2 separate regions of the Homo sapiens genome follow, and region 2 is linked to region 1. Evidence: chromatin contacts called from ENCODE Hi-C or POLR2A ChIA-PET data. All regions are on one chromosome and are shown on one strand. The core of a region is the stretch at or near the end of the contact, and the rest is flanking DNA. Distances in the headings are between cores, read along the strand shown.

The links. A loop is a pair of places that touch in the nucleus more often than their neighbours do. ChIA-PET counts read pairs that join two places held with the same protein, here RNA polymerase II (POLR2A). Pooled maps may share reads with other maps.
Region 2: a loop to region 1 is called in a pooled map, with 2.2 times the contacts of the local background. The contact joins two enhancer-like sites. A Hi-C loop is called at or near these places in 1 of 50 pooled maps. POLR2A ChIA-PET finds 5 or more read pairs at or near these places in 2 of 52 experiments (A673 and HepG2).

Annotation. Positions count from the first base shown.
Region 1 is chr11:19,933,823-19,938,257 of GRCh38, reverse strand. NAV2 (neuron navigator 2) reads right to left here. Exons shown (of 38, transcript NM_145117.5): 7 at 3,981-4,435. Among named protein-coding and RNA genes, the nearest start is that of NAV2-AS3, 45 kb to the left of the region's middle. Within about 2 kb of position 3,185, at least 7 of the 41 ENCODE cell types and tissues checked have a DNase peak (open chromatin) inside an H3K27ac peak, as active enhancers do.
Region 2 is chr11:20,029,984-20,034,418 of GRCh38, reverse strand. All of the region lies in intron 11 of NAV2 (neuron navigator 2), which reads right to left. Among named protein-coding and RNA genes, the nearest start is that of NAV2-AS2, 17 kb to the left of the region's middle. Within about 2 kb of position 2,563, at least 6 of the 41 ENCODE cell types and tissues checked have a DNase peak (open chromatin) inside an H3K27ac peak, as active enhancers do.

The DNA.
Region 1 (4,435 bases), core at 1,936-4,435:
TGTAATACTGACGTGATGACATCACTGTCTTCGGTGGTTTCCATTACCCACAGAATAAGGTCTAAACCCCTTATTGTGGTAGATGATGGCCACATTCTTCCTTTATTTCCAGCCCCATCTCCTGCCTTTCCAACTCTTTACATACAACTCTACTATGCTGCACCCACATGTGGCTTCTCTCCACATGGCTTTAACAGGTTTATCTTTGCAGTAACTACAACCTCTCTGCCTAAAGGCCCTTCTCCTCCTTCCTTAGTTCGCTGCTAATCTGTCTTTAAGATGCAGCTTCCATGTCATCTTTTCCTGAGAGCTTTCCTTGACTCCTTGCCAGGAGTTCCTACAGCACTCTCCTTATTCTCTTGTTGGCTAAAATGTGATCCTATAGCACTCTCCTTATTCTCCTGTTGGCGAAAATGTAAATCTTTCCTCAACTAGATTGAGAGCTCTTCAGAGGCAAAGGTTAGTTCAAGTTCATATGCTACACAGGCAACGCAAGAAGGGTGTGTTGACTGGATAAATAAGAAATGTTTAAGTCTCAGAAGATGCTAGGTACTAGAAGGAACATTAGACTTGGAAGTCTAAATATTCGACTAGCTCCAGGTCTAAGATCTATAACTTGTTAGCCATGCAAAACTTGAGTTGTCACTCCACCTCTTTGAATCTCAGCATCCTCATCTGTACAATGGGGATAATAATAGCAATCTCCTCTGGTTCTATAAAAATGAAAGGTGATGTGACACACAACTCTTAGTAAACTATAAAGTGATAAAGTGATAGATGAATCCACTGTTACTTCTGAATTGATAAATATAATTCATTCTGAGTGATTTTTAAAAAAATGACCCATCTTCCCTTTACTCCTTGGTAACAACTTTAACATGGAGAGGTTTTGGTGGGCGGGGGGGGAGCAATTATAAGTTATATATAGTGAACCATAAGCTTGAGGGAGAGAATTTTAGAGCAGAAAAGGAGAATAAACCATTTTATAGAATCTAATCTAATCCAATCTTCTCATTTTCCAGATGAAGACAATAAAGATAAAGTGATTTAGAGTCAAGACTGGTGGTTAAGAGCCTGGTCTCACTAGTTAGACAGACTTGGCTTTTTGGTTTGTTTGTTTTTGAGACAGTCTCGTTCTGTTGCCCAGGCTGGTGTGCAGTGGCGTGATCATGGCTCACTGCAACCTCCGCTTCCCAGGTTCAAGGGATTCTCATGCCTCAGCCTCCGGAGTAGTTGGGACTACAGGCGTGCACCACCTCGCCAGGCTAATTTTTGTATTTTTAGTAGAGATAGGGTTTCACCATGTTGGCCAGGCTGGTCTTGAACCCCTGACCTCAAGTGATCTGCCCACCTTGACCTTCCAAAGTGCTGGGATTTCAGGTGTAAGCCACCATGCCCAGCCTACACCTGGTTTTAAACATGAGCCCCTCTAGTCTAGTTCTGTGACTTGGGGCAAATTGCTTAATTACCTCTAAGCTGCTAGCTCATGGAGGTGTGGGAAGAATGAAGTGAGCTAAGATGTGGAAAGCCCTTAGCGGACTCTGTACCCACACTCGATCAATACCTGTTCCTGCAGCCAGTGCCGAAGACCTCAGAGGGCACCAAGGGCTGATAAAGGACAGGGCCCAGGTGTCCTGATTCGTATCCTGGTGCTCTTATTTCCAGCGTCACTTCCCAGACTACCCTAAAGATGAAGGCAACTCAGAGGGGACAGAAGGACGTTAGTTACCCAGAGTGGGCATTAACGTAAAAACGGGGCTAGTCAGATCCACATCATAGACGTTTTCCTCTTCCTCCTCTTTGTCAGACATTTGCTTTTTATCATTAAGACTTTTTCTTCTGATAGAAAAGCTTGAAATAAAAAAAGGTTATATCTTTTATAATCTTTCAAATGATTATAGCGAACAACAAAAAAAGAAGGAATGGGATTGATGGTGATCAAAGACTGTCATATTTTAATTTTGAAAATGCAAATTGAGAAGCTGTGAATCCTGAATATGTATTACCTTAAGACTAATAATGCTATTGGAATTATAAAAATTTCATATGGAGCTATTTAGTTGCCTCCACACTTCAGAGAACAGTTCATGGCTGGGCGCGGTGGCTCATGCCTGTAATCCTAGCACTTTAGGAGGCTGAGGAGGGTGGACTGCCTGAGCTCAGGAGTTCAAGACCAGCCTGGACAACATGGTGAAATCCTGTCTGTATTAAAATTAAAAAAAAAAAAAAAATTAGCCAGGCATGGCGGCATGCACCTGTAGTCCCAGCTGCTCAGGAGAGGCTGAGGCAGGAGAATTGCTTGTACCTGGGAGGCAGAGGTTGCAGTGAGCTGAGATGGTGCCACTGCACTCCAGCCATGGCGATAGAGCGACACTCCATCTCAAAAAAAAAAAAAAAAAAAAAAAACAGAAACAAAACAAAACAAAAGCCGTGTATGTAGACCAGCTGAGTCATTATCTAAGCCCTGGTGCTCTCTCAGGATTGTGAGCTGAGCTGATGACTTGATTCAATAAAATGAGACCTTCTCCCAATTAAAAAGATTGGTATGACCCTCACTGAAGGAGAATGCAAGCAGAACAAAAGGAAGGAGTGCAATGCCTGACATTCCTTTGCTGGCCTGGTGCTGGCTGGCTTTCCTTTGAAAGCACTTAAGCCAGTCCCTCCACCAGCTATTGGCAGGAACTGTAACAGAGACCACTAGAACACAGCTCAGGAGGAAAGAGGGAATATCGAATTCTTTGGGGAATCATACAAACATAGCAAGCTGAAAGTCTGGGCATGCACCTATGCACCTGAACAGGTATGTAAATACGGGTATGCACATGTGCCTTTGCATTTTATGTATGAATGTATACTTGTGTCCATGCTTATATGTGACTTTTAATGTGTGTCCACATGTATGGCTGTATGAGTGTGAGTGTACAGCTGTGCATCTGTATGCACTTGAGTTACAACTGTAAAATACGTGTCTAGAATGTGACACTTGATCATTAATCCTCTTTTGTGTGTACAAGTATTAGTTATCCAATTGTGCAATGTGGCCAAATGCACTGCTCATCTCCAGCACAGGATCGAATCAGGCACTGTCAGTGAAAGCTCTGGGAATGATAAGAACTTTAAGGGCAGGGGTTGGGGAGCTTCCATCTGCCTGGAGTGGACTCATCCATGTGTATGACGTGGCCCCTGAATCCCATGTGCCTCATTCAGCAAGGGGTGTGGTGTAGCCTGAGCAATGAGCAATGTCGCTGACCAGAATCACACAGAGCAGCAGCACCACTGTGTGGACTGGCTCCACACAGTCTCCCATGGTCCTGAGGATGTGCCATCAAAGAGACAGGGGCTAGGGGACAGATAAAGACAGAAGGATCCATCCATCTCCACAAACACCCAGGCTTATCTCCTCAGAACATGAGCTCTTGTTCTTCTAGACCAGCCCCTCCCCTACCATTACTCTTCTCCCCAATGTCCCTCTCCCTTCAGAAAGCCCCAGCACTCAGCAGGGACTGTGAGGATCTGGATGTTCAAGGCAATCCCTGCTATAAGAAATCTTAGTTATTGAGCCAGGTGTTTATTATTTTATTTATTTTTTAAGTATGTTGGGATGTGTTAGGACTAATGCTGGGGACTGTCGGGTGACACCAAACCGCCCCCACCCTCATATTTAGGCCTTCATGCTTTCTGCTCAGGGAAGCTGCTGCTACAAGGCCTGGGGTCCCCACTTTCCTATGCATCCTGGGATCAGCTCACATTTTACTTCCCTTCTTCAGCTTTCTCTGTTCCTTCCCCAACCTGTGCTGTATGAACTGCTCCCTGGAGCACATTGTGTCTGCTTCTCTTAGGAGTTCATCACGTGGTTTCTTAGCTACTGACTTAAGTATTCCTGGAGCACAGTCTAGCTTCTGCCCTTACAGACCCGGAATCCACTATAAAGGAACTTTTACCCAATGTCCCAGGCAGCACAGGTGGGTGGCAGCTCCTACCTGTACAGGAAAGGTGCAACCGTGGCAGTGTTGGGATGGTTGTATTGCTGCTGGGGCTGAGGTAGCTGAACACTGACGGTATTGCTTCCTGTGGTCTGGGTGGTCCCGACAGACCCACTGACAGTCTGGCTGCTGATGCTGTGGTTCAGGGTGGTCCCTCCTGGGCCTTTTCCTTCTGAGGACGCCAGGCTGGAAGAGGAACTGGAGTGTCTGCCGTCCAGCTGGGGCTTCTGCTGGGGGAGTCCTGAGCTCAGCTTCCCACTCCGGCTCCGCTCCCCTTCCTTGGAAGGCGCTGGGGCACTTGGGGATTTCCCGGGCATGCTTTTCATTCCTGGTTTTGGTATTCCACTGTGGGAAGGGGCCATGGGCTCCTTCTTGGCACTGTTGAGCTTCCCCCCTTTGGGGATGAAGCTGGCAATCTTGGAGGACTTTTTTGGCATCTCGGGCACAGCTGC
Region 2 (4,435 bases), core at 1,314-3,813, 97 kb before region 1:
AACAGAGTAAGACTCTGTCTCAAAAACAAACAAACAAACAAAAAAAAAAAAAAAAACAAAAAAAAAACTTGCTGATCGAAACTTACAGAAGTGAGAAGTCACGTAGACAATAAAGCAGAATTCCAAGATCAGTGTGACACTACTCTAATTGACCTATAGGGGAAAAGGGTATTATTGTTTTTCTATTGTACAGGCAGAGAAAGTGAGGCTTAGAAAAAAATAGATACCCTGTACAAGGTCAGAGGGCTAGGAAGAGACAGAGTGGATCTTGATCGAGCCATTCTGATTCCAGAACCAACTACCCTCTTTACTGTGACTGCAGACAGTTTTGTATTATGTCAATTCTCAGCACACACCAGATGTGACACAGCCCACTTTCTCAGGAGGACGCCAGGCTTGGGAGGCCAGGCAGCCTGGTTAAAGGCCGCTCAGCCAGGAGTGGCAGGTCTGATACCAAAGCATTGACTTAACCTCATTATTCTACCACTCAGTCTTCCACAGTCTTGCTGAAAGCCCTACAAAGTGGCAGCGTGGAACCTGGGAAATGCTGAGTGGTTGAGATTTTGAAAGCCAACAGAACGTCTGCCACACACACACATAACCCCAAAGTTCTAGTTCATTCCAGCAGCTTGGAAGATACCTGCCTGTACATCTTGAGCTCTGCTGATCAGGCAGGAAGACAAAGGCTTACTAAAAACCTGTTTTCATCACCTTCTCCTTCAACACTATTTGGCTTCCAAAACCCAACCTGGAACATCGCACAGAAATGCAGGGGAATGTGAGGGTGGTCCCAAGGTGGGAGGATGAGGCAGGGAGAGTGAGGGCTCAAAAGGGGCTTATTGTGAATGAATCCACAAGGGTCCAGCAGCTCTGGAACTCTGCACACTTCACTCCTGTAATTCTACTTCTTGTGCCCAGCCCTCCATCCTGTTCCAAATTCTTCCTTTAAGGCTTTCTTCAAATACTCCAGCCCACCCACATCATCTCCTACTTTAAATTCCTACATAGTGTCACACATTTCTATTTGCTTCTATACACTCTTACACAGTTTTCTAGCTATTCTCTATACAAAGGGCCGTCCTATCGTCCAAATATATGCAGGGGCCTGCTTAGCGATAACAACTAAGTGCTTATCATGATCAGGCATTGTGCTGGGTACTTTAAATATATTGTTATAGGTTTCTCCAGTCCTCATATCATACCTGCAAGGTAGGTATCATCCTGCCCATTTTACAAATGAAGAAATAGAGGCTGAAAGAATAAGTACGCTGACCGATGTCATTCAGTGTTGGAACTGGGTTTAAAAAGCAAATGTCTAATTGCAAAATATGTGCTCCTTCTAGTCTGTGTCATGCTGCCTTCTGTAGCAACAACGGCTGTTCCCTGAGCCTGTGCCACATGCCAAACTATTCAACATTTGCACATACTCTCCTAGTCACTCTTAAGGGTGTTTCATAATGAAGAAACTGAGGCCGTGAGGACTGAGGGGCAATGCTGCAGCAATGTCAAGTTCATTCGGTGGACCACGTGCCTTCCATCTCCAAAGACACAGTCTGTGCTCCTTAAATACCTCCTGACAAACTCAATGTGCAGAGGCAAGATAGAGCAAGTTTCTGCTGCAAACTCACCACCAGTAGTGGATTCTAAGCCCAGCTCCCTGCCCAATGATTCTTTGCAGGGTCACAGCTTCTGTGCCTGTTTCACCTAGGCTGGTAACCACAGGAGGATCTGATTGGGAAAGCATGGCGTCACAGATGGAAAAGGACTCAAATTTGTTCTAGTGATTAAAAGAAAATCTCATGTGTCTTTTCTTGCATCTGCTCTTTGGGGTTAGGAATTTAATGTATCTAAAATTTCTCATAATTTGATGAAGAAGAAAGGGGAATGGTGGGAGAGGACCGTGGCTGGCAGGGAGGAAAGAGAGCAGTTGTAACAGATGCTCATGAATCCAAGTCCCAGATTTTGTGCTTTGAAATTGTAACCTTTCTTCCCCCATGTCCTTTCAACACCAACATAATATTCCGGAGGGGCATGTGGCCCTTGATACACAGGATTCTTCCCATATCAGTGCCTGGAGCACTGCGTGCTTACCCTGAGTTGACAGGAAGCCTTTGTAACTGAGCCACCCAGAAGAGGGGAAGCCAGGGATCTAATCCATGGGTGGGAGTGGGGGACACTTATGACAAGGATGAAGGGCAGTGACACGAGGGAAGGCCACAATGAGCAAGGGCAGCCTCGATATTTGCCAGAGCTGTCTGTGGCCAGAAACCAAAGCTGCCCCTGCAGCTGGAAAACCAGCCATGTCTCCTTTGCTTCTGGGTCTCTGGGATACTGGCAAGTTCATCTTGACATAAAGTCACTTAGTTCTAACTTGTCCTTTTCCCATTCAGGGTACAAATGATCAGGAGCCACCAAGATTAGTTCAGTGAGTTTGCAGATGTATTCTGAGGAAAACCAGTTCCACCAGATGCTCTGTGATAAGAATGTTGCCCTAAGAAGGGAATGTGGAATCTCCTGCCTTGTTGGAGATTCACACTGTAAACAGTACATCAACATTTTAACAGCTGTGAAGTCCAGTAAAGATCACCATAACTTTGCCTAAAGGAGCATTCCCCAAACTTATGTGACTACACAGGAAACGCTGAGAAGAATGAAGCACACACACACACACACACACACACACAAAGCGAAAATGAAGAAAAATGCAATAGAGCCTAGAGCTGCCAGTGGCTACTTGATTCTCACTTCCCTGAGAAGGAAGCTGGCACAGTGGGAAGCAGAGCTGAGAGGGATGGAAGTGTGCCTTTGACATCGCTTGAGTGCCCACATCCAGCCATACTGAAAGCCAGAAGCACCCCTGGGAGATCCAGCCATGAGAAATAGTAAATTCCTTTCTTTTGCTTTTTGTCACTTGGCATACTCATGCTAACTAATGGGGAAACGTAACTTGTTTGTAAAATAACTCCAGATATGTGGTTGAGAGTCAGATGGGAAAAATGTGGAAAGCATGCAGAATTCACTCAGGCAGTAAGGACACTGGTTGAATCTAATCAAGTGACAAAGGAAATTAGGTACAACCTGGGATGAGGCACAAAAGTCCACTGACCCAAATCGGGCAATAAATGTTGAAAGCAGTTACAAAAAGTGATTAAGATAGCAACTTGAAAGGAACCTAGAGAATTCGTGTTTACTATGTGGTGAAATGAAATTCCAGAGAAGTGGCTTGGGGACCTCGATAACACAGCAGAAAGAACTACAGTGTACGCAGCTATGATTCTGGAACCATCATTCCTGGAAGAGGATTGGACCATTCCTGTGTCCTGGTCCTGAAACAGTCGGAGAAAAACCATATGATGGCGCTGAGCCCACCTGAGATGATAAACCGACTACCCTTATTTCAGAGTGTGTGATTTTAAATCTGGGAAAGGTTTAAAAAGATGAAAAAGAATGATGAAGTAAATCATAATATTAAGATTAAGGCTTTGTGATCATTGGGTTAATCAGTATGTATTTATAACATTTAAAAGAATACACAGCATATAACAGGATCTGACAAAACAGTCTTCTGATTTCAATTTTAAATGACTATTGATTTTTTACTTGAGACTTTTAAGCTGAAATGTTTAAGAATTGGATTACGGTTGTAAAAAGAATTGAAATCTTTATGAAAATAATTTGTGACATTTGTAACTCTAATTTATTTGATTTGCAAGAGTTGCTTAAGTGCTTAGAAAGATTTTGCTTGTTTGGCTGGTAAATCTACCCTGTCAGACATCTGAAGAGCTTAAGGAAACCAGGTATGTTAAATTTACAAATGCAGTCTAAAATATTTAAGAAAATTTAATTATCCAAGCTTTCAAACAGCACTAATTTTGTAGGTAAGTGTAATCTGTTGCCTGAATAAAGTACTAATTGACAACAAGTGAAAATGATCTTAATTTATGAACAAAATACTTGTTTTATAGATGTGATTTCTAAGAAAATCTAGATAAAAAACGGAAAACTTCGATTAAATATTAAATCCTAGTTAACTCTAAGAAGTTATTTTTGGGCACAAAAGCACTCTTAAAAATAAGATATTTTTTAAAGTATTAAAGCAGGTTTCATCTTTTGAATGAATCAATGATTTTTATATGAATGACTAGAAGAATAAATGAACCCACGATGGCATCTTCTCTCCTCACCAGGTTTTGCCACTCCAGTTCACCTTCACTCTACACAATAAAACTTTCAAAGCAGCTCCAAAATTGCTCTGAAAATGTTGCTGGAGATAGCATTGTGTTTGACAACCTTGGGAAATAAGCAAAACAACCCCACGGCCTCCTCCTGGAAACTAACAGGAATATGGGACACAGAGCTTGGCTGGTTTCCCTATCTTTTTGGTTTTTTAATAATTTTAAGACAGCCTATCACAGATATACCTGACTTCTTTGGC